Linked DNA regions of Homo sapiens: region 2 is linked to region 1. Evidence: chromatin loops called from intact Hi-C (ENCODE). Cell type or tissue: IMR-90. All regions are shown on one strand. Each heading gives the region's core, and the rest is flanking DNA. Links, peaks and the distances in the headings are about the cores only.

Region 1 (15,235 bases), core at 8,546-11,045:
AAAATCATCACTAAAGTCTTCACTTAAATCATTCTTATCAGAAGATGACAAAGACGACAAGGAAATGTCATCCACATCATCACTCAGGTATCTCATTTTAGCATCATGTTTCATGGTCTGGTTGTTTTTTGTTCTATAACTTTCATTTTCAATCAGTTCTTGGTCCTTATTAGCAGCTCTGTCCTTAGCCAAAACTGTAGCATCTTCCTCTACACATGTGTCAGCAGGTGAATTTTTATTTCCATCAACTGTCATAGTCCCAGAAAATGGAGATCGGCTAGATTTCAGTAGAGAGGGATGAACCATTCTATAACCTAAAGTAGAAGTTACACCTGGGCCATTTGGTAAAGCCAACTTCTTTCCACCAGCAGCATAAGGCCTATTAAATCCATACCCCAAATGTTCATTCCCATTGAGTACTTCTGGCTGCCGGGAATTTCTTGTTAGCATACTTGACCGTAGAGGCACTCTAATGGATAGCTGTTGGTTCTGATAAGGCTTTGTAAGATCCACAGCTCTATTAAAGGAATGTGATCTGGTTATAGATGAAGGTGGAAGGAATGAATTCTGAATGGAATGTGAAAAACTTTGTGACCTTACCATTTTTTCACAATTAATAGATTTACTACTGTCTGGGGATTGAGCTAAGCTTTCTCCAGAACTGCTTCTGGTGGCACAGGAGTTCGCTCTAGGCCTTTGCATGCTACCAGCTGATCGGTTTCCATAAAATCCATTCAACTGTGATTTTGGAGTATTGATCGAAGAATATGAAGTCCTTCCTAATAATGTGCCTTTGGTGAATTTACCCAAATTAGATGGTCCAGAAAAAGACTTTTGGTTTAACTCCTCTGTAGATGACACAAACATAGTGGATGGCTTTGCTAACTTTGATGTGAATAAAGAAACACTTTTCAAACCTCCCTTTATCCCATTTTTATCAAACATTCCTTGAGTAGGAACACGTTTTTCAGGATCAATTATTTTATCATGTGAATTTTGAGTATTGTTAGGCTCTTCGACACCTTGTGCACAAAGCTGATATTTATTTGCTTTCCTCCAATTAAATGAATGAGATGATGGACAATCAGAGCCATTATTTTTGATGTAACTTTTGACATTACTATTCTTGGAAGTTCCTAATAAATTAACAGGTGTCCCATTTGGCATTGGCTGCAATGTACTTCTTACAGATTTTGTTCCATACTTTGGCAACTTGGAACCCAAAAATGTCTTGATTTGTGTTTTTTCTTCCATGAGCTATAAGGTGCATTTGTTCTTAAAAGTTGAAAGAATCTGTGAAGAGAAAAAAGAAGTACATTAAACATTCCTAAATAAGGATAATTACATGAATTATTACATAATATGATACTTACACTTTTATACGCAGAAAAACCCAAAAGCTACTCATGATTCCTACAGAACTCCTGGCAAATACCGAATGCACTAATTAAATTAATAACTTTATGTTGGAAGAAAATAAAGAACATTTTTATAAACTTTTATAAATGTATGCTATGAATGACAGCAAAATCTAGAAATAAAATTAAACCACCAAATTTGACTATGTAAAAAATAATACTTACAGAGTACTTCTTCCAATTTCCAATCCAAATAATTTTTTCATTTTGGGTAAAAGTCTCTCCTTTAAAAATAAGAACATATGGAAAGCCACAGCCAGTGCACTCAGGCAAGAGAATGAAATAAAAGGCATTCAGATTGGAAAAGAAGAAGTCAAACTATCTCTGTTTGCCAATGATATGATTATATATCTAGAAAATCCTACGGACTCCTCCAAAAGATTCCAAGATTTGATAAATCCAGTAAAGTCACAGGTTGCAAAATCAAAGTACACAAATCAGTAGCATACCAACAATGACTAAGCTGAGAATCAAGAACTCAATCCCTTTGACCATAGCTGCAAAAAAATAAAATAAAATACCTAGGTATACTTAACCAAGGAAGTAAAAGATCTCTACAAGGAGAAGTGCAAAACACTTCTGAAAGAAATCACAGACAATGCAAACGAATGGAAATACATCCCACACTCATGCATTAGAGGAATCCATATCATGAAAATGACCATGCTGCCCAAAGCAGTCTACAGATTCAATGCAATTTGTATCGAAATACCAACATCATTTTTCCCAGAATTAGACAAAACAATCCTAAAATTCATATGGAACCAAAAAACAATCTTAAACAAAAAACCAAATCTGGAGGCATCACATTACTCAACTTCAAATTATACTACAAGGCTACTATAGTAACAAAAACAGCATGGTACTGGTATAAAAGTACATACATAGAGCAAAGGAACAGAGTAGAGAACCCAGAAATAAAGCCAAATACAATCAACTGACCTTTGACAAAGCATACATAAATGAAAATTGGGAAAAGAACGCCTTATTCAATAAATGTTGCCAGGAAAACTGGATAGCCACATGTAGAAGAATGAAATTGGATCCCTATCTCTTACCATATACAAAAATCAACCAAGATGGATTTAAGACTTAAATCCAAGGCATGAAACCATAAAAATGCTAGAAGAAAACCTAGGAAAAACTCTTCTGGATATTGGTCTAGGCAAAGAATTTACGACTAAGACACAAAAAGCAAATGCAACAAAAAAATAAATGAGACCTAATTAAACTAAAAAGCTTCTGCTCAGCAAAAAATAATCAGAGTAAACAGACAACCCACAGAATGGGAGAAAATACTTGCAAACTATGCATCTAACAAAAGATTAGTATCCAGAATCTATAAGGAACTCCAACTAATCTGCAAGGAAAAAAATAATCCCATCAAAAAGTGGGCAAATAACATCAACAAACATTTTTCAAAAGAAGGTATACAATGACCAAGAAACATGAAAAAAAAATGCTCAACATCACTAATCATCAGGGACGTGCAAATTAAAACCACAATGAGATATCACCTTATCCCAGCCAGAATGGCTATTATTAAAAAGTCAAAAAACAATAGATATTGGCATAGATGTGATGAAAAGGGAACATTTAGGTACTGCTGGTGGTAATGTAAATTAGTACTACCTCTATGGGAAACAGTATGTAGATTTCTCAAAGAACTAAATCTACCATTTGATCCAGCAATCTCACTACTGGGTATCTACCCAAAGGAAAACTGTATCAAAAAAAAAAAAAACCTGCATATGTATGTTTATCACAGCAAAATTCACAATTGCCAGATGTGGAACCAACCTAAGTACCCATCAACCAATGAGTGAATTAAAAAAATACACCATGGAATACTACTCAGCCATAAAAAAGAATGAAATAATATCTTTTGAAGCAACGTGGATGGAGATGGAGGCCATTATTCTGAAGTAATTCAGGAATGAAAAACCAAATACCACATGTTCTTACTTGTAATTAAGAGCTAAGTTATGGGTATGCAAAGGCATACAGAGAGGAATAATGGACACTGGAGACTCAGAAAGGGGGATGATGGGAGAGGGATGAGAGATTTTTTAAAAACTACACAATGTAGTAGGGTACAATGTATACTATTCGGGTGGCACGTGCACTAAAATCTCAGACTTCACCACTACACAATTCATTCATGCAGCCAAAAATCACCTGTTCCCTTAAAGCCAGTGAAATAAAAGGTAATTAAAGAACATATTATTTTTTTAAAAAAATACATGGTTTTATAAAAGCTAGAAGACATTCGAAAAACCTTAATTACTAAAGTCATGAGAATTTTTTTTTATTTTTAAAACAACTGATTCCAAGTCAACCCTGGCCTAAGAAGTAGAGTTCCTATAATACATGTTATTATGTCAAAAGTAAATATTTAGAAAATCGTACAAATGTTCAAGTATAGAGTGAAAAAAGACTAAAGAACGTCCTGTTACCAACAACTAAGAGATATATATATATATTTGTGTGTATGTGGTTTTTTTCAGCAGAAAACCTATCAGTTACACACTGTAATACAAAAAACTATTTAAACTAAGAACTTATAAAGTTTAAAAAGTAGCGGACAGAAAAAAATTCTGTATGGTACAGTATGACTGGCAGCCTGATTACTGCCTGGAAGCAGTAGTGAGAAAGAAATGTGAACTAAAAAACTTGAAAATTTTAAGAAATACCTCTAGTTTGGATAGAAAAAATTTGATTTGCCATGCCCTACAAAAGTTGAGGAAAAATATCCCGAGCACAGAGGCTTCAAAACCTAGGCAGAGGCATCACCAGGATCTGCCAACTTCTAAGTCCCTATACTGAGTTGAGGGAAGGATCTGAAGCCCATAGACATGTACTGTACCCTCAGCAGTATGAAATGAGACTGGTATAGGACATTTAACGCAATCTAAGGAGATGGGAAAGCATAGGGCCACAGAAGGGCAAAAGCGAAGTCTTGACCTAGGTATCCAAATTAAGCCTGAGCAAGACAAAAAGAAATGCCCATACAATCATATAAACAGTTTCTTGTAACACAGAACAACCTAATAAGAACATGCATCTAATGAAACAAAAGCCCAAAGATGAAAAGACAAAACAGGTAAATTGAAAAGAAAGGCTTCAGCGTTAAGGAAACCAATTAAGAAGAACAATGAATTTGAAAGAAAAAAAAAAAAAAGCAAGGAAAAGAAGCAAAGACTTAAACAAATGGCAAGGAGAAAAATCTTAAGGTAACAAGAGTATATCGAGGAGGCTAAGGTGGGTTGATCACTTGAGACCAGGAGTGTGAGACCAGCCTGGACAACATGGCAAAACCTCATCTCTACAAAAAAAATACAAGAATTAGCCAGGCATGGTGGCACACACCTGTTGTCCCAGCTACTCAGAAGGCTAAAGCGGGAAGATCAACTGAGCCCACGAGGTTGAGGCTGCAGTGAGCCGTGATCAAGCCACTGCGCTCCAGCCTGGCTGAAAGAGTGAGACCCTGTTTCAAAAAAAAAAAAGTATCGAGGAGAAAAAAAAGACAAAGATATTGAATTAGAAAGAAAATGTAGGACAAAGGCTGAACAGAAAGATAATTAGTATCCCTGAAGTAGAATAACTAATTAAATGGAAGAGAAAAGGCAGGAGGACATAATAGAAAATATCCCTAAAATAAAGGTGAAAAAAAATCTATGGAGGGAAAGAAAAAATATATCAAATCACAGATGCAAATACGTATCCTATTTAAGTTAATGAAATACCAAGGATAAAGAAATAATTCTCCAGAAATACAAGTAGAGAAAAAAAATCACCTTTAAAAAATTTTTTAAACTTGGAATATACAAAGGAAATAACTGGATAACCTTCCAAAGAAATGCTGGAGCCTCTGGGGATAACTTAATCCTGTAGGAATCACATTAATTTTACCATTAAAAATTTATTCTAAATTCACCACTTCCATTCCACAATTCTAGTTCTTATGCTCATCATTTCTTCCTGTACTACTACCAAGGATTCCTACATTTGTCAAGATTCCAACCTTACTTCTATTCAAACTGTCAGCAGTTATCTTCTTAAAGCAAAGATCTGGATCACGTCATTCTACTGATTAAAAACCATCTGTGAGACTAGGAACAACAAAATAAAACCCAAAACTCATTGTACAGGGAGCAAGCTACTCTATTTGATTCTACCTTATCCTTGTTATATACTTAAGCCAAGATACGTTATTTGTCATTGCCCAAAATCCATCCTATATTTTCTAACTTCTTTGCCTTTGCTAAAGACCCCTTGGAAGATTCTATCCTCAAAGTCCAAAATCACCACATCCACCAACATTTCCAGTTAAAATTAATCTTACATCATTCTCTATTCTCTTCACAGCAATAATATAGCTGAGTTTGTCTTCTAATTGTGTGCATGTCTATTTGACCCACAGGAAAGTAAACCTGCTGAGAACATAAACTAAGTCTTATATACTGTACTTTGAGGCCAGCTACAGGACTACAAATTTAATAGATCCTCAACTTTTAAGTAAATTCATAATCTCTTAATGTAAATTAATTCAACAGTAAGGAAAGACTAAAAAAGAACTTTGTTTTGTGGACCTGTGATTGACTGGTAATAGCTCCCTTGGGCAATATGTTGAAAAGGATTCCGAGGCCGGGCACAGTGGCTCACACCTGTAATCTCAACAGTTTGGGAAGCTGAGGCGAAAGGATCGCTTGAGCTCAGGAGTTGAAGGCCATACTGAGCAACATAGTGAGACCTCATCTCTACTAAAAATTTAACATTAAAATTTTTAAAAAACAAAAAGGATGCTGAGGTCAAATCTAGCTTCTGAAGTAGTGACATGATCAAGCAGCAATGTTTGCCAGGAGCAGAGCAAGGGACAGTGGCAATATCCATGCCAGACAACTGTCTTCCTCATTTTTGATAATGGTCTTTTCCACAAAACATACTACCATACCCACAACCACTTTCGGTATAAACATAAGAAAACTGGTATTGATATTACATATTAGGGTCATTTTGCAAATCAATAAATAATACATGTTAAAGATTAAAGAGCCTGTGAGTCAGAAAGGCTTTAACATTTCCCCGCCTGTCACAAGTAGACCACGGAAAGAAAATTATATTCTTTCCTTTCTCTATGCCTCTATTTTCCTGCCTAAGATGAGGGTAATACATGTTATCTCCCAAGAGCATCTTCAGTATTAATAACTTAGAGGCACAAGATGAGCCCACAAGAGAGACACACTGTTACTGGTGTTTGTGGTTCCACCAGTTTGTGGGGGAAAAGAATAATGTTAGAACCTGAATGTGCTATTCTCTATGAAGAATAACGATTTCTAAATGTACAAATAATTGCAACACAAATCACATCAATCATCTTGAACTTTGGTCTTAAGATAAACTAGTCTGACAGCTCCACTATGAAGTTTACGTTATGAATATTATCACTTCATTCGTTGATGAGCTACCATCTGTCTTTAAAAGTTCATGAAATTTTCCCTTATATTTGCTTATAATTTTGAAATAAAATAAAATAGACATTGTGAGTCTGCTTCATTTTGGTAGCCATGCTGTCTTTGATGCACTTTACCTAAACTGTAATCTGTTAGGTGTCTAAAAAATCCATTCATTAACAATTTGAAAAAATATATGTTGCCTACATCATCTAATGATATAATCTCTGAGACACTTTAATACCATCTGTGAGCTTTAATTTAGTGGTGAACTAAGACTAATATCTGGACCAGTGCTTGAAAATGTCAGTTTTTTTTTAGTTTCTGCAAGAATAATTTTTTAAAGTATAGCAAATTTACAGTATTGGTATTTAATATTTAAAAATTTTTTTCAGGCCGGGCGTGGTGACTCACGCCTATAATCCCAGCACTCTGGGCAGCTGAAGCATGTAGATCACCTGAGGTCAGGAGTTCGAGACCAGCCTGGCCAATATGGTGAGACCCTGTCTCTGCCACAAATACAAAAATTAGCCAGGCATGGTGGCACACACCTGTAATCTGAGCTACTCGGGAGGCTGAGGCACAAGAATCACTTGAACTCGGGAGGCAGAGGTTGCAGTGAGCCGAGATCATACCACTGCACTACAGCCTGGACAAAAGAGCCAGACTCCATCTCAAAAAAAAAAAAACAAAAAAAAATTCAAAAATACTTATAAATGCCTTTTTTTAAAACTGTAAATCAAGCTTCTCGCTTTTAAAAGAAATCCACAATTGGATAAGGGAAAAGCAGCAGCAAATATTATTAAGCACTTACATGATAGGTACCATGCTTACCACTTCATACTTTTTGTTTAATCTTCATAACATTATAAGGTAGTAGATTTCTTCCCATCTTAAATAGCTAAAACCAAGATTCAGAGAGGCTAATATACTTGTCCAAAGTCACAAATTCATAAACTGTCAAAGAGGATTCGGGTTCAAGTTTACCTGATTCCAGGGCCAATGAAAACTGCCTTCATGACAAAGGAATGAAATACAGTCAGTGAGCCAAGCAATGATGTTACAGTCAATAATGGACTATATTTACAACGATGGTCCCATGAGATTACAGTGGAGCTGAAAAATTCCTATAGCCTAGTGACATGCTAGCCATTGTAACATTGTAATGCAATTACTTTATTTTTTACATATTTATTGTATCTGTTTGTACAGAGTTTATAAAGTCTATACTAGTGTGCAATGATGTCTTAGGCCTTCACATTCACTCACCACTCACTCACTAACTCATCCAGAGCAACTTTCAGTCCTGTAAGCTCCATTCAAGTGCCCCATACTGGTATACCATTTTTTTCTCTTTTATATAGTATTTTTATTGTAACTTTTCTATGTTTACATAACTTTAGATAAACAATTCCTTACCATTGTGTTACAACTGCCTACAGTATTCAATACAGTAATATGCTGTACAGGTTTGTAGCCTATAAGCAAGATAGTATACCATATAGCCTTGGTGTGTAGTAGGCTATACCATCTGCATCTGTGTAAGTATACTCTATGATGTTCACAGAACAACAATGGCCTAAGGAGGCATTTCTCAGAACAGATCCCCTTCGTTAAGCGATGCTGCCTGTATTCTGAGAAGCCTACTAACAACAAGGGACAAGAATGAAGGAAGGGACTGAATGGCTAATGTCAGAGGAAAACCATAAAGACTGCAAAGGACCTAGATATTAATTACAGAAATTTAGCAGAAGAACAGTAAGAGCTGTCACTTTTTCAAACTCCTTTCATATCCATTACCTCATCATCTGAGGAACCACCCACTCACTGTCTTTTTTTAGTTTTTCAAATAGTTTTTTAGAAGGTATAAATTGTCTGCATTTTAGGGGTTTAAACAGACATAAACTCACTACTAAGTACAAGAGCAATTAACTGAACAACAATACTGATGACTACACACGTATAAGCAGTTACTTCGGAAATCTGCTTTCAAGTTCAGACAACTAGATCAGAATTTAAAGTAATTTTTTTTAACCTTGTGTTACTCAACTACTTCTTTCATATCCCCTTTTCCCATTTTTTCCTGGCTGTCATCTGTGGCATAAGCTGATTCAAAGGCTTGATTATAGCAATTAAATAAGTGGCCAGGCGTGGTGGCTCACACCTGTAATCCCAGCACTTTGGGAGGCCCAGGCAGGTGGATCACCTGAGGTCAGGAGTTTGAGACCAGTCTGGCCAACATGGTAAAACCCCATCTCTACTAAAAATACAAAAAAAAAAAAAAAAAATAGCTGGGTGTGGTGGCTCACACCTGTAATCCCAGCACTTTGGGAGGCCAAGGCGGGTGGATCACCTGAGGTCAGGAGTTTGAGACCAGCCTGGCCAACATGGTAAAACCCCATCTCTACTAAAAATACAAAAAAAAAAAAAAATTAGCTGGGCGTGGTGGCAGGCACCTGTAATTCTAGCTACTTGGGAGGCTGAGGCTAAAGCATTGCTTGAACCCAGAAGGCAGAGGTTGCAGTGACCGGAGATTGCGCCATTGCACTCCAGCCTGGGTGACAAGAGTGAAACTCCATCTCAAAAATAAAATAAAATAAATTAAAATAAAATAAAATAAAATACCAATTAAATAAGCAAAAATGACAACTTTAGCCAAAGTAAAGGTTTAAAATGGTGCGCTTACTTCCAGATTCTTCAAAGTTTTAAAGAGGACATGCCATGCTCAACACAAAGCCTCTTTATTGTATCAATATGACCTTTCTGTGCTCCAGCTACAACTTCATTTTCACTCACATAAATGGAGTTCAAAGTAACTTGTAAAAGTTAAGCTCAAAAGGAATTTGTGGTTTAAGAACATTAAATAAGGTTATTATGCAGATCCAATGTATATTACTTCCTGAAATTTAAACTTAAAAGAACAAAAATACTAACAAGAGGAACCAGAAGTTCCCCTGGCCAAACCATAAAAATTTCTCCCTCCAAATTTTACCAGTTGGTACAGGAACACAAAACTCAAATACCTGTGGGGCATGCAAATGTCATTAATGTGCAGAGGGCTAGGAAAAGATGACACATGCCAAACTACGTCAATATTGACCCATATACTGCCTTTTAAAATAGTAGACACCTATAACAATTAAGTACAGACATTTTACAAACACCAGGTCAAATCAAAACAAGCAAACATTTAACATTTCAGTCTATACAGGATCTGCTTGAGCAAAGTTCCCTATATTAAATTAAATGGGCAGTAGGGACAGGGCCATAGGAGATCCAGCATCAGGAAGAACAGTAACAGGAGTAACATTAACATGGATGGAAGACTACTAGGCCATAAATTCACTAATGGCACATACTGGGTTTGATTCACCAGAATACACTACTCAAGCCCCAGCTTGCTCAGTATATGACAAACAGTAAATACCTAAACATGAAACATTTTGTAAACATCTACATACGTTAGAATTATAGTTTCATAGAAAAATGTTAGTGAGGCCAGGCACGGTGGCTCACGCCTGTAATCCCAGCACTTTGGGAGGCCGAGGTGGGCGGATCACCTGAGGTCGGGAGTTCAAGACCAGCCTGACCAATGTGGAGAAACCCTGTCTCTACTCAAAATACAAAATTAGCCAGGCATGGTGGTGCATGCCTGTAATCCCAGCTACTCGGGAGGCTGAGGCAGGAGAATCCAAAAATCCAAAACGCAGAGGTTGCAGTGAGGTGAGATTGCACCACTGCACTCTAGCCTGGACAACAAGAGCGAAACTCCATCTCAAAAAAAAAAAAGAAAAATGTTAGTGGTAGTTTCTACATAATAGAATACAACATGGTAATGAAGACCTAATTATTGCTATATGCAACAATACAGATAAAACTAACAGGATCCTTTAAACAAGAGAATCCAGAGACTTGAGGATAAATATAGTGTGATTCCATTTATATGAAGGTCAGATTTCCATTTTCGATGTAAAAAGCTGCAATTAATATCACTCCTACCTAAAAACCTGGAAGAGCCAGATAATCTTCAAAATCATAACCTTTCATAAGCCCATCAGAAAGCTGTTATTGTAAGGCAAGCAAGTCAACCAAATTCCAAAGGGAGACAAGCCCCTCCCAGGAGAGACGGGACATTTAACAGTTTCACTTTTGGCTGAGCATAAAAGACAGAAATGACCACCATAAAAAGGAGTAATAAGCTAACATTTTAATGTCTGCTTAAAAGCCAAATGTGGACTAGCACAACAGCAAGCTCTTCCTCATGGGCCTCAACCTAGCATTCAAGAGAAACATATAAGAAAGCCCCCTCTTAACGGCACAGGCATGCAGGAGGTGATGAAAGCCTGCACTGGAACAAACACAAACCCTCTCACTTCCCTGCCTCCTTCTGTCCTCTGAAGCAAAAGCCTTAAACTGCTGGGGAAGCAGCAGCAAGACTTCTCACCCAGGGGCACAGGAAAAAAATCCAGTGCATGTGGAGGAAACAGAATGGAATGGGAGAAATGTTCAGTTGATCCATTTATGTGAGAGTAAGGTCAAGAACTGATTAAAGTAATTATGATAATATGTGTTAGAATACAGCAGTGGTTCCACAGTGCTTGTGTGTATCAGAATCACCCGGAAGACTTCATTAAAACAAGATCTCTGGACTCCACTCCCAGAGTTTCTGAACCAACATATCAAAGGTAAGGCCTTAGGAAAAAGTATTTTTAACAAGTTTCCAGGTGATGTTGATTCTGCCGATCTGGAATTCATACGTTGGAAATCCCTGGGACAGAGACTAACTCTGCAAGAGCGGGCTAACTGAAAAGGGGTTGACTGAGACATTGGCAACTTGATCTGGATGGTGTAAAATTCACCAAGAGTACATCATTTAAGATTTATGTATTTTATTGTATGTAAGTTATACTTCATTTTTTAAAGCTTCTCTTAAAAAATTAAAAGCCTCAAACTGCTTCTACTCCTATAAATAGTAAAAATAAGCCTTACTGCAAAGACAACTTATTCTACAAATTGATAAAAGAAATAAGCATGTATCCTGCTCTTCTTGTATTTCAAAGTAACCAAAAAATTGATGGAAAATCTTCTTTATAGAAGAACCACAACTGATAAATACAGAAAAAAAGATAGAATCACAAAGTAAGAAAATCTGAAACACTCCATTAAATATCAAAACACCCCTCAAAAAAGGGAGTGTGACAGTTAAAACTGAAACTATTAAAAGGTAAGTGGTAAATAACACCAGGGATTAATTATGCTGTTTTCTCTACACATGATGTTTGAAAACATCCATATAAAACTTCCATTTAAAAAAGTAAACCCCAGCCAGGCACAGTGGCTCACACCTGTCATCCCAGCACTTTAGGTGGTTGAGACAGGTGATCACCTGAGGTCAGGAGTTCCAGACCAGCCTGGCCAAGATGGTGAAACCCCATCTCTACTAAAAATACAAAAATCAGCTGGGTGTGGTGGCAGGTGCCTATAATCCCAGCTACTTGGGAGGCTGAGATAGGAGAATCACTTGAACTCGGGAGGTGGAAGTTGCAGTGAGCTGACATTGCACGACTGCACTCCAGCCTGGACAACAGAGTGAGACTCTGTCTCAGAAAAAAAAAATAAAATAAAAATAAAAAAGTAAACCCCAAATAAGGATGCTTTCATCAGGGAAAGAGATAGGAAATAAATTTCAGCACATTCCACATTATCCTCCTTCTCTTAGCATTCATTTTCATTCTCTCTCAGGAGCACTTATATACCCCTATTCAGAGAACTCCCAAACCCTGGATCTCTACATTTAACTCCTCCTACAAAAGACAAAGGACTCTTGAATTAGCAAAATCATAAACTTCTAACTACCCTGACCAAGGCTGATCAGCAGTAGCATCAATAACACCTAGAAACTTGTTAAAAATAGATTTTCTAAGGCCTTACCTTAGATATAGTGCTCAGCAATTCTGTAGAGCCCAGAGATCTTGTTTTAATAAAGCCTTCCAGGTGATTCTGATACACACAAACACTGTGGAACCACTGCTCTATTTTAACCCCTATTATCGTAATTAGTTTAACCTGTTCTTGACCTGACCCTCACATAAATCAACTAAACATTTTTTACATTCCATTCTGTTTCCCCCAGATACAATGGACCCTTCAGAGTTGCAGGTGCACCAGGGGGAGATAAATGAAGTCCCCTCCCAATTCCACAACTGTATAAAATACTATTGATACAGTAATGCCTGAATTAACTCATCCTAGGGGAATTAAGTAATCCTTTGGACATAAAGCACTTTTTAAAAAGAAAAAAAAAAGTTGGGACAAAAAAGTGTATGTCCTGAAAATTAGATATTCCTGGTCTTGAGTCATTTCCAGTGGGAGAAGGTTACAGGAATCTTTCTGAAGAGCAAACTTCACTAAGCAAAGCAGGGTCCTAGGACCAGGAGACAGTAAATGCCTAGGTTCACAGGTCCCACATACAGAAACTCCTCTACTTTCAACTCATAAGCTTCTGTACATATGAACAAGGCAACCAATCAAAATGAAAGTTTCTCAGCAATGCCTGACACCAAAGGAAAATGTTAGCGATTATTTACAAAAAGAATTTATGAACAGCCTTTCAGAACTTAAAACTGTTTGTAAATAAATGAACTTCTGTACCTGAAAAGAGTGGAGATGGTGGAGGAGGGAATAGTTGAGGCAATCACATTACGTGTCTGTGTATAATTAATAAATATATATATACACGTGTGTGTGTGTATATATATATACATATATGTATATGTATATATATATACACATATATACATATATATATATTTAGATAGGGTCTCACTGTCACCCAAGCCAGCATGCAGTGGTGCTATCACAGCTCACTGCAGCCTCAACTCCTGAGCTCAGGTGATCTTCCCATCTCAGCCTCCCAACACATATATATTTGAATTTAGACAAAGTAAAATTACTTTCCAGAGCTAGAGGAACATTAATGGTATAGGTGATTCCACCCATCATTCCACTCTATAAAAATATACTTACAAAGTGAACATATAGGAAAAGACATGAATCTCCTCCTCTCTCAGTAAGTCTCAGTTTATACATGCTTGGCACAGTATGAACAAATTACCAACAGTGATATACTACTATCTGAAAATGGGTATTTTTTGCAGAAGCCAACTCTCTGAACTGACCAACTCTTTGGTACTCAACCAAAGCTGCAAGAAAAGATAACCAGGTTAAACTTAAGTCACCATCTGGCTTCTCAACGGCAACTATACAAGATTTTTAAACTCCATGCTAACTTTAGACCCTAACCTCACCCAAAATGTCCTATTTCATAGTTATCTATGTCTTCCAAACCACTGTAGGCAGGGGAAAACAGAGGTGAGCAACTCAAGAGGCATGTGTGTTCTTTACTGTCTAGATGGCTAAATTCCACCTAATGGGAAAGGAAAATCATACTTAAAATCATGCATTAAACCACATTCTCTTCTTCAACAGAACTACTATATGCTTTCCATAACACCATTATGTCACCCATAGAAGCATTATTTGTCTACTAAGTATTTACTGAACATCCATTATGTGCCAGCAACTGCACAAGTTATTGTGGATACAGTTGTCACAGACAGATATGAACCTTGCACTCCTAGAGCTAATGGCCCAGCAAAGACTAGACATTTAAAAACACAAAAATATGGCCGAGCGCGGTGGCTCACGCCTGTAATCCCAACACTTTGGGAGTCTGAGGCGGGCGAATCACGAGGTCAGGAGATCAAGACCATCCTGGCTAACACGGTGAAACCCCGTCTCTACTAAAAACACAAAAAAATTAGCCGGGCGAGGTGGCAGGCACCTGTAGTCCCAGCTACTCGGGAGGCTGAGGCTGGAGAATGGCGTGAGCCCGGGAGGCAGAGCTTGCAGTGAGCCGAGATCACACCACTTCATTCCAGCCAGGGTGACAGAGAGAGACTCCGTCTCAAAAAAAAAAAAAAAACACAAAAATATAATAAATGTCATAAAAAAGAAATATGAGGCCATACACTGGGAAGCAAGTCCAATGGAGGGAAAAGGGAGCTAGGGAATTTTCAAGGTTTCTATGGACGGTGTAGTTAGTCATCAGCCCCAATTATTCGACTAATTGTAAAGGTTTATGCCTGACTTGTTGGGAGTTCTGGGGTTAACAGACATGTGTTTACACATATAGTCTTGTGTCTGAAATGCACTACCCCTCACCCTTCACACATTCTTCATGGTATCAAACCGTCTTTGCAGAAGCCAAACCCACCAGCCTCAGATGTGGGCTCTCATTTCTTGTCAACACACCAAGTAATGCCCCTCAGACACTCAAAGTTTATTTTCCCTCCACTGGAGGCC
Region 2 (15,235 bases), core at 5,825-8,324, 66 kb after region 1:
TTGGTACAGGATTCCAGAGAAAACCTAGAAGGGTAGAAGAAAAAATATAATAAATATAATAAGGTATTACATATAATTACCCTATGTAATAAAGGTAACATAATTATTGAGTCTGAAAATAGGAAAAAAGTAAAATTAATAAGTAAAATCAAATAAAACAGCATAAACAAATAGACAAATTCTGGCAAATGTAATGACGAAAAATAAAACACAATTACTATGTGTACCAGAGACATTTTGAAAACATTAAACTATATATTTTTAATATTCTATAAATTATATTCCCCAGAAGCCACTCTGCCATTATGGCCCCAGGGAAGGTGACCAAATGTCTACCCCCCGCCCCCCCCCCCGCCGCCACACACACACACACAACAAAACAAGGCATTAACAATGAAGGAGTGACTTCCAGACAAGAGGGAAACAAAAGAAAGGCTCTCTGGTTCTGGGAGGAAAGTGAGGAGTAAGAAAGAGATGCATAGGATGTCAGATAACAGTGACCCTGCGTCTATCTCTCTACACATTCAGGTTTAATGTTAAAATGGAGGAAGATGGCAGATAAAAATTACCTTGGAACAAAAGCCTGAAGTAAGGGGGGTGGGTGGGGGGAGCTTGTGTTTCTCTTCCCAGTTGGTGCTTTGGAAAGGCGCCTCTGAAAAGGAGCCCTCATATCAACCTGGGGGAGAGGAGGCAGCATGGGATGTCCTCAGAGGGAGGGCTGTAGGAACCACTCCCCCTTCCCCACTCCAATTTCCCTTATGGAAAACCAGGAATCTAGGATATCTCTTAAGCTCTTGGTAATGTGTGGGGAGGCAGCTCGGTTGAGAGCCAGAGACCAGCCAAGGTACTACCTTGGTGAGAGCAAAGTGACTGCACAGCAAGGCTGTGGTGAAGATGTAGATGAGGGTACTCATTTCCAAAGTGTGGCTTTGGGACCTGCCTCACCTGGGAGCTTGTTAGAAGTGCAGACTCTCCATCCCACCCCAGACCTACTGATCAGAATCTCTGGATGTGGTGCCTAGGAGTCTGTTTTCACAAACTTTCCAGGTGATTTGCATGCATGCTGAAATCTGAAAGCACCAGCCTAGACAGACTGGCCAGGAGGCTGATGACAAAATGGTCTAGGCATGGAGGGCTTGCAGGAGTTTGCACAGGGAGGTTCCCATGAGGCCAAGGTGCCTGCTCCACTCCATGGCCAGATGTGACAGGGCACACAGCTGGGGAGGCTGCTGAAGACACGCTGTACTCCCCATCAGCCCAGACGCTGATTTCAGAAGTAGGAGACTGAATATTGACAGAATAATCAGAGACATAAACCAGAAGAGATTGCTAAACTTTTAAATGGCACATCTAAGTTTTCCTCATTATTACACACAATGGAGACTATCTTATGATCATTGCAGAGAAAATTAAAAGCTATACTCTTTGGACCTGAGTAGACTGTGTGAGCTTTTTATCTCAGCACACACACAAAACTTGGAATAATAAAATGCTGTTTGTGATGGACAATGGGTACTAACAAAGAGTAATACAAACATGAAAAGGAATACTAGGCAGCCATTAAAAATTATTGTTGACTTTTTTCTTAAATGGAAAAAGAAAACTATAAATGATCTACTCTTTTTTTTTTTTTTTTGAGATGAAGTCACGCTCTGTCACCCAGGCTGGAGTGCAGTGGCACGATCTAGGCTCACTGCAAGCTCCGCTTCCCAGGTTCACGCCATTCTCCTGCCTCAACCTCCCAAGTAGCTGGGACTACGGGTGCCTGCCACCACGCCCGGCTAATTGGAATATTACCCTTTTCCCCCAAAGATAACCACAATATATTTGGTGTATATATTTCAAATCTCTTTCCTGTGTGTGTGTGTGTGTGTGTGTGTGTGTACGTATATGTATGTGTATATATGTATATATGTGTATATATACATATGTATACATATATACATATATATATCTTTCCTTTGTGTGTGTGTATACATACATGTATACATATATATATACACACACATATATACGCATATACACAAAATATACACTATATACACACATAACTCCAATGATCTATTCTTAACTGGTAAAAAGAAAACTATAAAACAGTATCACAAAACGAATTTTTCTAAGGAGTTATGTGTGTATATAGTGTACAAATATATTGTGTGTATATGTGTAAATATGTGTGTGTATGTATATGTATACATATGTGTATACACACACACGCAAAGGAAAGAGATTTGAAATATATAGCACCAAATATATTACGGTTATCTTTGGGGGAAAAGGGTAATATTCCAAGTAGCTTTTGTTTTCTTTTTTTGCTCATGTGCATGGTCTATTTTTTTCTTTAACGAATATGAATTTTTGTGTGTGATTAAGTTGTATAAGGAGGTTTATTAAAGTGTGCTTTAGGAAAAAGAAATCCTATATTTAAAATGAGGATGGCGGCCAGGTGCGGTGGCTCACGCCTGTAAGCCCAGGACTTTGGGAGGCAGAGGCAGGTGGGTCACCTCAGGTCAGGAGTTGAAGACAAGCCTGGCCAACATGGTGAAACCCTGTCTCTACTAAAAATACCAAAATTAGCCAGGCGTAGTTGTGTGTGCCTGTAGTCCCAGCTAGCTACTCGAGAGGCTGAGGCAGGAGAATTGCTTGAACCCGGGAGGCAGAAGTTGAAGTGAACCAAGATCACGCACTGCACTGCAGCCTGGGCACAGAGCGAGACTCTGTCTCAAAATAAATAAGTACATAAATAAAATAAAATGAGGATGGAGTCTTCTTCTTATTATTATTTTTATTAGAGACAGGGTCTTACTCTGTCACCCAAGCTGGAGTGCAGTGGCACAGTCATAGCTCACTGCAGCCTCAAACGGTTGAACTCAAGGGATCCTCCTACCTCCTACCTCAGTAGCTGGGATTTCAGGCACCAGCCACCTAATCTGGCTAGGATTGCTAAAAAATAGTAATAGCTACAATGTGTTATGTGTTTATTAAGCAGTGGGTCTTGCTCTGAGCACTTTGCATGTATTTATTTATTTAAATCTCACAAGTGCCCTGTGAATTAGGTACTCTTATTACCTTATTTTACAGAGATAGAAGCTGAAGCTGTGTGTCCCCGCATGTCACACAGCTGGAAAGTGACAGAGTCAGGGTTCTAGTTGAGAAAATAGGATTGATGCACCTGTACTCTTAGCCAGCACAGTGTTGTGTTTTAGATATGCCGTTAACATGGTATAGCCACACAATGAGACCAGATAGCATTTGCACCAAATTCCAAAAGATACATATTGCATAAAAATGCCCACAAGATAATTTTAAATGGAAAAAGCCATACACAGAGCTGTGTGAAACTGGAGAGTTGACCTGGTCTTCCCCAGTCAGGGCCAGCTGCCTCTCATGTGTGGAAGTAGAGAGAAGGTTCTGACCCATGGTTCAGGAGGGATCCTCTCTGGGGGTCCTCAGCATCAGGAGCTCTTCCCTGCTGGATGGCTGGAAGAGCATGACCTGCTGGATGGCTGGTCTCTACCAGGTCACCTGGGCCCTGGCTGCTGCTGGTCCTCCAAGGCAGCACAGGGATGGTAGGGCAGTGCATGAGGCCCCTCTCCTCCAACCCCCTTGCAAGCCCCAGGGTATCTGCTTCCTACAGCAGCCATCCCAGAAGGCACATTTTCATTTTACAGATGGTTGGGGCAGTTTTTCTTTATAGATGTATAAATTTTTAGTAAAAGTTATACACAAACATGGCTAAGAGTTCTAAGAGGATACATGATGAAGATAATGATAAAGCACTGCTTTGTGCCACCTCTGACCATACCCTATCTCTCCCCAAGCGTACACTCATAGTTGTAGTTTACTAAATTCGGACATTGCTGCTTTACCTCCTATAGATCATGATTTAGCCCTCTTACATCACCCTCCCCTCTCTTCATTCTCCCAATGTAGCTCTATTTCTATTTTTGGTCAAATCAATAAACAGGCTACCTTATTAGGTCCACACTGACAATGTTCTTTGTAGAGCTAAGGAGTGCGTTTTGACCACATTGTCCTTCTTGTATAGCTCTGTGTCTTTCTTTTCTAATGTCCTAACATTCTTTCTTTTCTTCCATTAGACAATAAACACAAAAACAAAGTCTCTGTGGTATCAGATACAGAATTATCTTCTTTTTTTTCTCCCCCCAGGAGAAAAAGCTCCCTTCCAATGACCTCTGTCTTCCTACTACAATCTGGGCTGTCCTGACATAATTTGGGGGCTTTGATTTGGGCAGTTGAGGAAGAAGATTTGCTTCATTGAAGGTAGTGATTAGCACTTCTCCCCAAAATCCAAAGGGATGGGGGCAGGTGTGGTGGCTCACGCCTGTAATCCCAGCACTTTGGGAGGCCAAGGAGGGCAGATGGTGAGGTAAAGAGTTCGAGACCAGCCTGGCCAACATCGTGAAACCCTGTCTCTACTAAAAATATAAAAATTAGCTGGGTGTGGTGGCACACGCCTGTAATCCCAGCTACTTGGGAGGCTGAGGCACAAGAATCGCTTGAACCCAGGAGGCAGAGGTTGCAGTGAGCAGAGATTGCGCCATTGCACTCCAGCCTGGCAACAGAGCGAGACTCCGTCTCAAGAAAAACAAACAAACAAACAAGACAAAGGGACGGCAATGGGTTGATGGGCCCCTCACAGAGGGTGTAACTGAGGACACATCCCAGGTCCAGCCTTGCTGTGGTGATGCATCGTTCTTTAAACCTCCATTCCGTTTTGGGCAACAGAAGCCCCCCGTCTGAACAACAGGATCTCCTGCCCCACTCCCATCCCTTTCTATGACTCCAGTGTCTTCCCTTAGTCTGATTCTTTCATCCTGAGCAGTCCCCAGGCTTCAGCAGATGGTCAGGAAGCCCCCCATTGAAGACGTTCCCTGTGCATCCTGGGATGGGAGGGACTTCGGTGCTCAGATACCAGGGGTCCAGGTTGACACTACCACTGGGTCAGCTTTTCTTGTCAACTTCCCTCCCAGTGTGACCCTTGGGCTCTTCTGCCTCCTTAAATTATGCACCTGTTACATCAAGCATCGCCACCCACATCTCCCAAGGACAAACACTAGTACCAACTGTCAGGGACCATGCCCAAACCCACAATGAGGAAGGAGCCCTTTCCTTAACATCCTCATAATTAGGAGCACGCCTCCCTTTTTCCTGGGAGTCAGTACACCACATTGTTATGCTGCGCCTGTGTCCTGTTTGGCTTGCTTCCTGCCTTTTGGGGCCAGCCTGAAAAATAAAAAAGCCACATTATGCTTCAAAGGAGGCTCCCTTGGTTACCCTGAGAGGGGCTGTGAAATGGCCTTTCCAAAAAGACCTTCATTTAGTTTTTAGCCAAGAGTCTTTGTTCTCCCAAGTCCTTCTGAAGGAAAGGGAGATAATAGCCAAGGATGTGTTACATGTTTCGTATTTTACATATATTGGTGGAAAACAGGCTGGAAGAAAATATACCGGTATTTTAGCCGTTGTTATCTCTGGATATGAATGTAGAAGTGATACTTTTTCTTTTTCATACTTTTCTGCATTTTTCTTTCTTTTTTTATTCGTTTTGGTTATTTTCTTTTTTCCCTTTCTCTCTTTCCTTCCTTCCCTCCCTTCCTTTCCTTCCCTCCCTTCCCTTCCCTTCCCTTCCCTTCCCTTCCCTTGCCTGCCTGCCTGCCTGCTTGCCTTCCTTCCTTCCTTCCTTCCTTCCTTCCTTCCTTCCTTCCTTTCTTTCTTTCTTTCTTTCTTTCTTTCTTTCTTTCTTTCTTTCTTTCTTTCTTTCTTTCTTTCTTTCTTTCCTTTTTAGACAGAGTCTTGTTCTGTCACCCAGGCTGGAGTGCAGTGACACGATCTTGGCTAATTGCAATCTCTGTCACCTGGGTTCAAGCAATTCTCCTGCCTCAGCCACCCAAGTAGCTGGAATTATAGGCATGCACCACTAAGTCCAGCTAGTTTTTGTATTTTTAGTAGAGATGGGGTTTTGCCATTTTAGCGAGGCTGGTCTTGAACTCCTGGCCTAAAGTGATTTGATCACCTTGGCCTCCCAAAGTGCTGGGATTACAGGCATGAGCCACTGCGTTTGGCCCACTTTCTGCATTTTTCTAATTGCAGAAACTATATCTAATTTTTGAAACTATGTTCACCATCTGGCCAGGCACCATGGCTCACACCTGTAATTTCAGCACTTTGGGAGGCAAAGGCGGGCAGATCACTTGAGGTCAGGAGTTCAAGACCAGACTGGCCAATGTGGTGAAAACTCATCTCTACTAAAAATACAAAAAAATTAGCCAGGCATGGTGGTGCATGCCTGTAGTCCCAGCTACTCGGCAGGCTGAGGCAGGAGAATCGTTTGAACACAGGAGGTGGAGGAGATTGAGCCACTGCATTTCAGCCTGGGCGACAGAGGGAGACTGAAAAAAAAAAAAAAAGAAAAGAAAAGAAAGAGAGAAAGAGAAACTATATCCCCATGAAATGCTATTTAACAAATGTTTAAAACTATTTAAATATATATAACATAGCAGGAGTAAAAGAGGTCATTTTGAGTTTGAACTGGAGTCGGATCTATGTGGACACATCTGCCACTGGTGTGCTGGGAGCAGAGGCCTCCTTTGTGAGGATGGGCACCCCAGAATGTCAGAGATGGTTAGTCACAGCTGTTTCCCTAGCACCAGCAGTAGGCACTCAAAATATGTTTTTAAAACACATTAGTGAGTGAATGACGGGGGAGGAATTCCTGTAGGTTGAGCCTGATCCAGTCAGGAACTTGGTTGGCACCAGGGAGGCAGCCAGACTAGGCGTCCCTCAGCTTTGTCTCTCAGCCCAGCCTTTAATGTCCTGGGAGAACAGGATGTTGTAAGTAAAGACGGAAAGGCCGTCATTATAACAACAAACAATCTTGCTTTAGAGCTGCACGAAGAAAATGCATCACAGAAGGCAGGGAAAGTATATTCACTGCCCTGCTTCTCTGTAGGCCACCCACATTCTTTGGCAAAGGGGACTTCTCTGTGAAACAGAGATGAAGCCCATTCCCTGGAACTAAGGTGCTTGGTGAAGCAACAGTAGCAGCCAGCAGCTTAAACCTGGTTTTAAGCACGCTGGAGGCGGCTTCGACTTTGTTTTCACCATGTAGGCTACTGTTACAAAACTTCATTAGAGAACAAGACACGCTTAAATTTTTCTACTTGTGGGGAGGGTAGTGGCAGTTTCTGTTTGTGTTTCCTCCCACCCCCACTTGGTCAAGCCTAAAGCTTATTCTTGAGCATCAGGAAGCAGAAGCACAATGGGAAGTGGGACTTTCCACTACAATCATCCTTGAGTATGAGGTCTGGGGGCTAATCCTTTCTTGTTCACATGTACAGATTAACAATGCAATGCCCATATGGGTGTTCACAGCATTTTTGCCAAACCCCCAGGCTCTCTGGGACAGAGACCTTACTATTTGGTTCAGGTGACTACTTTCTTCACTCCTCGGTGATGTACCTGCATGAAATGTCCCCAGTCATCATTGCTCGGCAGTCAGAAACTGAGGAAGGTGGATGTTCTCAGTCCAGTGGGTCTCTGGACATCAGTTGTCCACTTGAGGTACAGGAACAAATCTCTTTTTTTGTTTGTTTGTTTTAATTTTTTTGTTTTTTGTTTTTTGTTGCTCTTGTTGCCCAGGCTGGAGTGCAGAGACACAATCTTGGCTCACTGCAACCCCCGCCTCCCAGGTTCAAGCGATTCTCCTGCCTCAGCCTCCTGAGTAGCTGGGATTAGAGTTGCCCGCCACCACACCTGGCTAATTTTTGTATTATTAGTAGAGATGGGGGTTTGCCATGTTGGCCAGGCTGGTCTCGAACTTCTGAGCTGGTGATCCACCCACCTTGGCCTCCCAAAGTTCTAGGATTACAGGTATGAGCCACCACACCCGGCCCAGGAACAAATCTTTCTTACTTCATTTTTATCTCTAGGTTATGGAAAGGGGTGATGGGGGTGGGGGAGGATCCTCTGCATTGTCTTCCCTAAAAAATAGGATCAACTGGGGAGACTTGTGAGCATCCCTTGGAAGCAAAGATGGACTGAACATACCTGTCTAGGTGTCCACATACTCTCTTCAGACCCTGTGAAGGCTAATTTTTCTTGTCAACTTGGCTAGGCGATTGGGGCCAGTTGTTTGGTCAACTAGTCTGGATGTTGTTAGGAAGGCATTTTGTAGATGTGATTAACATTTACAATTGGCAGACTTTAAGTAAAGCAGATTACCCTCCATGATGTGGGTGGGCCTCATCCAATCAGATGAAGGCCTTAGGAGCAAAAGCTGAGGTGTCAGGGGAAGAAGGCATTCTGCCTCAAAACTGACATAGAAATCCTGTCTAGATTTCCAGCCCACTGGTCTGCCCTGCAGACTTTGGGCCCAAGATTACAATTTCAACTCTTGTCTGAATTTCTATCCAAAGGGCCTGCCCTAGATTTCAGACTTGCCAGCATCCACAATTGCATGACTCAATCCCTTAAAATAAATCTCAATCTTTCTCTTTCTTATTGTTTCTGTTTCTCTGAAGAACCCTGACTGAAACTGACAAAGCCTCTCTCATTGACCACACTCTGAGCCCTCTTCTCAACTAGGCCTCCTCCATGGCCTGCTGAGCCCAGTTTTAGCAAAAATTCTGCTGAGGCAGTTTATTGGGAATCCCCCCTGCCCTTGATATCTAATCAGGTCTCTCTCCCCTATCCCAAGTTCCCCATAGTAATTCTCTGTCCTCTGCCTCACTGGGCCCACTGGCTCTAAAGCCCCACTTGTCCCTGTTTGTATTTGAAGTTGAGTTCCATCTCTCTCCCTGTCCCCTTCTGTTTGGGCTGCTATAACAAAATATCATCAACCAGAAGGCTTATAAACAACAGAAATTTATCTCTCACAGTTCAGAAGGCTCAGAAGTCCATGGTCAGGACATCAGCAGATTCAGTGTCTGGTAAGGGCCAATTTTCTGGTTCGTGGATGATGCTTCCTGGCTGTGTCCTCATATGATGGAAAAGGTGAGGGGTCTCTCCCAATGCCTCTTTTAGAAGGGCACTGATCTCGTTCATGAGGGCTCTGGCCTATGACATAATCATCCCTTAAAGTGCCCACCTCCTAATTCCTTCATCTTGGAAGTGAAGTTTCAACTTATGAATTTGAGGGAGACACAAACATTGAGACCATAGCACTTACCTATTGCAATGCTCTTAAATAAACTGTCTTGCCATTTTTAACAAGTGTTTGGTGAATAATTTCTCTTTAATAATACAGACCCTATACCTAATGCCAGTAACTATAAGGACTTTATAATACTCCAGAGTCAGACTCAATTTCTCATCTGGCTGCTGCCTCCTGTGTTCCCACAGCAATCTGAAGTACTGAAGTCAAAAACAGCACATGGGCCTTGCAGCATCTGGGGTGCAGCAAGCAGGGTGAAGGGGGAGACTGCCTTAGAATGGAGGGTGGCAGCTCCAAGGAATGGGAAAGCTTCTCAATCCCTTTGGTCTAAGTGGGAAAACAAAAGAGCTGGCAGCAATCTGGGGTGAGTTAGGGCCCAGGAGCTAAAAAGCAGGCCGGTTTCATGATAACGAGCTTCTTTTTTGTGTAGGATGACTGTAGCAAGTTTATCTGCAAGACCCACAGGGACCTCAGCAATGACACATTGTGGGATAGATTGGGAAGCCAGATTAGGTAATCACAGAGCTGGAGCACCTCTCTAAGAACCAGCTGGGGCTCTGCAGGGGTGTGACAAGTGCTCATCCGGATGAGGGACTCACAGAGACAACTGGCACATTAAACAGATTGCACTGTCATCTTCCTGACAGCACGCCCACAAAGGACCATGCTCAGCTGTCATCTTCAAGTGTGGGAGCAGCTTCCCTCCAAGCCCTGGGCAAGAGGCCACAAGATCCAGGTGGGGACCCAGCCTCAGACAAGTGTCCAGTAGTGGAAACTAGTAGAAAACCAGGACAGATGGGCAGGGACAACAGGGCAGAGAAGGTGAGGCCTGAGGCTTGGTGGGTACCCCAAAAGAGGTTTGGCTTGGTACAGATCATGAGTTGAGGCCATGATATCCTCCTGTCTGGTAAGGAATGGTTCCAGACATGGCTGGAGTTGCTGCTTCTGAGGAGTGTCATGAAGACTGCAACAGGGAAGGCTTGGGGCCCTGAGGCCAAGTCCGTCATGTCATTCCAGCTCCCCTTCAGGGAATGTGGAGATACACTAAAGGAATGTCTCTCTTTTATTGTTGAAAATGTGCACCTTTTCCTTCAGAGGCCTGCATCACTGCACAGAAATAATAATAATAATAAAACTACCTAAAGTTTGTTGAATAATTTCCTTAGGGAAAGCACATGACATACATAATTGCATGTAAACAACCTTATAGTTCCCATTTTAAAGCTACAAAACCCACCGGGCACAGTGGCTCACCCCTGTAATCCCAGCACTTTAGGAGGCCGAGGCAGGTGTATCATGAGGTCAGGAGTTCAAGACCAGCCTGGCCAACATAGTGAAACCCCCTCTCTACTAAAAATACAAAAATTAGCCAGGCATGGTGGCAGGCGCCTGTAATCCCAGCTACTCGGGAGGCTGAGGCAGGGAATTGCTTGAACCTGGGAGGCAGAAGTTGCAGTGAGCTGAGATTGCACCACTGCACTCCAGCCTGGGCAACAGAGCGAGACGCCATCTCAAAACAAAAACAAAAACAGAAAAAAAAAACCTGAGGCTTATGGAGTTAGTGCCCCCAAATAACACAGCTGAAAACTTAAGTTTAGCACAGTGAAAACTTAATGCAAATGTAGGCAATCTGAGTCAATACTTAACCACCATGTTATTATCTTAGCATAAAAGTTCATTCTAAAGTATGCTGACCTGACCACATCTCAGGCATACTGAGATTACTGACAGTAGCTTTAGGACCAAATGACCAGGAGCCTAAATTTGCCTCTGCTATTTCCTGGCTGAGTGACCTCAACATGCACTGCTTATTGGCAATAAGAGTCAGATTCTTCATCTATAAAATGAGGATGGCAATGTATGTAGTATGTAGTAATCATCCGATATGATTACTTTCTGGTTTGAAACCCATCTTGAAGCCAGGCCTGAGATGTGGTTAGGTGAGGGCCCCATTCTGTTCATTGGGGACCTTACCACACACAAGGGGATCTCTAGGTTGGCATAGTCATTTCCTCAGGACATTACCAGCCTAAGTCCTCATCTTCTGGAACAGTCTCACTTTCTCCCACTGAGTAGGAATGTAGCTATTTGTATTCTCTTTCTAGAAGCAAGAGGACCTCTTCTGAAGGGTGAAGAGGAGGTATGAAGACATCAGCATCACCTGGATTCAAAGAAGAGAACTGACCATAATAAATTAGAAAACAATTTGTATTACCTGCTTCAAATACTCTTTAGACAGGTTGATAGTCCAAAGTGTTGTTGACATTTTGGAAATAGTAGCATCCAACGTGTGTAAGGAGCTGGGCTTTAGAATGAAAGATCTAGAATTAAATTCTTTTCCCACTGCTGATTAGCTGGGTGGCCTTCAGGGAGTTGCTTAAATTCTCCATGCCTCAGGTTCTTTGTCAGTAAGGAAAATGCTGCATTGGGTTGTGACTAAAAACAAAATGATATTTATAAAGCAACTATCCTGGTGATGAACACAGAATGCAAGTTCTATCAATGTCCATTCTTTTCTTCTTCTTTGTTAAAAAGGTATATGTGTGTAAAGACAACTCACATCAGGCTAGAAAGCCTTGGTTGATTGAAGTTTCATTTCATTTTAAGAGATTTCTTTTTCCTGGGGATCTCCAACTCTGCTAGAAAGCTTATAAGTCCACATGCTGCTGGTGGGCTGAAGTCAGAGCCCTTCTAAGGACACCAATGGGATCATTCAGCACTAGGACTAGGACAGCACTGGCTCTCTGGGTTTCCCTGTTCCAATTCTGTGGCACAACTTCTGGCCATGGTGCTGAAAGACACTTTTCTTGATTTCTTAACTACTTTCCCTTCTCTCCACTTCATTCAGTCACAGGGTGGCTCATGGTCTTGTGGGCAGCCTGGGCTGGCCCCTGGTGAGTCCCCATACATAAGCCTCACAGCTCTTCACTGGAGCCTTTTGCCCAACTTAGGAAGACGAAGAATTGAGGTTGGAAAATAGGAGACAGGTCAGTTCCAACAATTTCTGATTCAGTGTTCATTCTAATGAACAGCTCCCTGCTCAGAAATGTAATAACAATGCTGATAGTTAGCATTCATTTAGTCCCTACTGCTTTGCCTGTATTATTAAATTAAGTAATGATATCTTATAAGCAACTCTGGCCTGATATATAGTAAGTACTTATAACTGTTGTTTTTGCTATTGTTATTTTCACTTAATTCTCTCAAATCTCTGATGAGCAGAAATTGCCATCCTCATTTTACAGATGAAGAATCTGACACTTATTGCCAATAAGCAGTACCTATTGAGGTCACTCAGCCAGAAAACAGCATAGGCAAAATTATGTTCCTGGTCATTTGGTCCTAAAGCTATTGTCAAAACATTACACTACCTCTGAAGATCCTTCTGGCCAAACAGGCAGAGGTCAGTATGATTACTTGACCCAATCTATTTCTTCTGAGCTCAATTCAGTGGTGCGTTGGGGCTCATATGAGCTTGCAAGAACCAATTGTGTGCATTTCTTCCCAACTCTGTGTTGGTAGCATGATGTCAACCAGTGGGAATATTTGCACCACACAACTAGGTAAACACTGCAAATCAGGGCTTTCTAAATTTTTCTGGAGATATGGATTAGCAGTACTTAACTAGCCAGGATTATTAAACTAAGACATGGGTAATGTCAAGGACTATCATATATGCCTGTGGATTTTAGTCTATGGTTTTCTGACTACATATATACCATGAGAGAGAAATGGGATTCAACACAATTGGTGTTATTTATTTCTGCATAACAAATTACTCTGAAATTCAGTGGCTTAAATAACAATAAATATGTATTATCTCTCAGAGTTTCTTTGGGCCAGGAATTTGGAAGAGACTTAGTTGGCTCTGTTGGATGGTTCTGGCTTGGAGTCTCTTATGAAATAGCAGGCAAAATGCCAGCTGGGCCTCCAGTCACCTGAACAAAGTTGTGCCACTCACATGGTCGGCAAATTCGTGGTGGCTATTGTCAGGAAGCCTCAAGTCCCAATCACATGGACTTCACAGAGGGCCACTTGAATGTTTTCACAATGTGAAAAGATAAACAACAGCCTTCTCCAGGGTGAATAATCTGAGAGAGCGAGGTAAAAGCTGCAACATCTTTTATGAACATCAAATTCTGCCATTTCCATAATATCCTACTGGTCACACATCAGCCCTATTCTGTGCAAGAGATAACTACACAAGGGCATGAATAGCAGGAGATGAGAATCATTGGAGGAATCTTGAAAGCTGACTACCATGATTGTACAGAGAAATTGTGATTCCTTCATCCTTCAGGGCTGACAGCAAATAATTTTCTCCTAAATCCCATGCCACTTGCCTGACAGCTGTAGCACAAAGTTTTTTTTTCTAAGCAATGAAGAATGATGGCTATTGGATAAGAAAACAAATGACAGTGTCTACCCCAACATTATACACTCCCCAGATAAGAAACTCTTCTTGTACTCACCATACAATTAGCCTCTACATGTTTGCTCTCAGCTTATTAACCAGAATAAATTCCTCTTGTGTCTTTTTTGCTTGGTTTGCACAAGCCATCTTTGTGTCTCTCTGATTGAATAGACATCCTTTTCATGGGGTGGGGCTGAAACCAAGAATTAATCTCTGGGCATTGAGTAAAGGGGAAAATGAAGCTGATACGGAAAATTAAGTTAGTTTCTTTGGCTCTGAGAAGATAAGGGCAGATGATGCCTCTATCCCAATTGGCCTGATCACAGGTGCATTATTCTGAAGCTGCTGCTTACTGAGTTAGTGTCCAGGCTGAAGGAGAATGTGTATGACTCCTCTAAAGGCAGTTGTCTCTGGAAGTATCTGAAACATTTTAGTACAGTGTACAGTGAAGGAAAGAGAGGGGAAAGCCGTTTTACAACACAAAGTGTTTATGATTATTAACATTTGATTTCTTCATAATTTAAATGGTGCAGTAAGTTCAAAAAAAGAAAAATATTGTTGCCTTGACTTAGCAGATTGTGTTTTTCACTCAAAACTTTAGTATGAAGAGCTCAAAATAGTAACTAGTTAACACATCTTCACCTTGTAAAAAGGCTTGGATAAAGCAGACACTACGAACTCTCATCCTTATTCCTTCTAACCTCCAAATTGAATGTGCATAAATCCAAGGGTTCTCAAATAGAAAACATATGTTTCTTATAACTGAGATAGCTGAGTCTGGGATAAAATGCTTTGAATGTAGCATTTCTTATTAATTAGATTAATTGTCAGGTCCACCTATAATCTGTGTTTTGTGTAGAAAATCACACCAAGCCCAAGGCATGCCAGACTTACCTGAACCATTTGTGATGGAATCACCAGATAAGCAGATTAAAGAACTACTCAGACTGTGGTATCTGGACTTCTGAAAGATACACGATGAATGTCTTATTACCAGTAGGACAAAAGTGAGGAATGGGGGCTGGATAGCAATATTTTAGAGACAGTCATATAATTGGTTGTCTTGAAGGGGTCCCAAATGACAATCTCTATTGACCTGAAGTGAGTTTCCCTTTCTTCATCCTAGAAGAATTAATATATTCTTGTCAAAATTCTTACCTGTAGTAGTCAGGGTTCAATTAGAGAAGCAAACCACTGGGATATTACATATACCAGTGCTTTGTTAGTAGGATTCGGCCTTACATAGGCTGGTAAGATATTTAACCACCTTAGAAGCTGGTTAAATAGTCTCTATAGGGCTGTCGTCTTCATATCTGATGCTGAACCATGAAGTCCTCAGGGCAGGCTGGGAAGGGAAGGGAAGATGATTGCAAAGTGGTAGAGAGCAAGGACAAGCTGGAGATGACAAGCATGAGCTGAAATGAACACAGAAGGACTGGAACCCATGTTAGTATTGCACTGCCTCCAATTTTAAATATACGGTGTCTTGTAAGAAAAGCAGATAAACACATAACTTACCCATGAGTGGAGAAGCTGAAGTACAAATTCAGGGGAGGATGGAGCAGCTGCAAGCCTGGCTGGCATCCCATGCCAACAAGGTGACCCAGTAGATAAGTGACAAGGTGACTGAGCTGCCTGGTGCTCTTGCA

What was found. A loop is a pair of places that touch in the nucleus more often than their neighbours do. Peaks named below come from ENCODE experiments on the same cell type or tissue, not always from the same donor. Only the 100,000 strongest peaks of a DNase experiment are listed, where the experiment ranks them.
Region 2: it touches region 1 in a loop (2.0-fold over the local background); 1 of 110 quality-filtered maps calls a loop at or near these places.

Annotation. Positions count from the first base shown.
Region 1 is chr10:84,357,072-84,372,306 of GRCh38, reverse strand. It overlaps CCSER2 (coiled-coil serine rich protein 2), which reads right to left. Exons shown (of 10, transcript NM_001284240.2): 2 at 1-1,293. The coding sequence starts at 1,254. Among named protein-coding and RNA genes, the nearest start is that of CCSER2, 36 kb to the right of the region's middle. In IMR-90, for the core only: no CTCF peak of the experiment used is centred there; no DNase peak of the experiment used is centred there; H3K4me3 peaks cover 237 bases; H3K27ac peaks cover 104 bases.
Region 2 is chr10:84,288,290-84,303,524 of GRCh38, reverse strand. It overlaps LINC00858 (long intergenic non-protein coding RNA 858), which reads right to left. Exons shown (of 6, transcript NR_038220.1): 2 at 15,105-15,235; 3 at 14,745-14,931; 4 at 14,481-14,550; 5 at 11,388-12,118; 6 at 8,866-10,279. Among named protein-coding and RNA genes, the nearest start is that of LINC00858, 16 kb to the right of the region's middle. RefSeq lists enhancers at 5,150-5,650, 8,392-8,631. In IMR-90, for the core only: no CTCF peak of the experiment used is centred there; a DNase peak (open chromatin) is centred at 6,914; H3K27ac peaks cover 1,606 bases.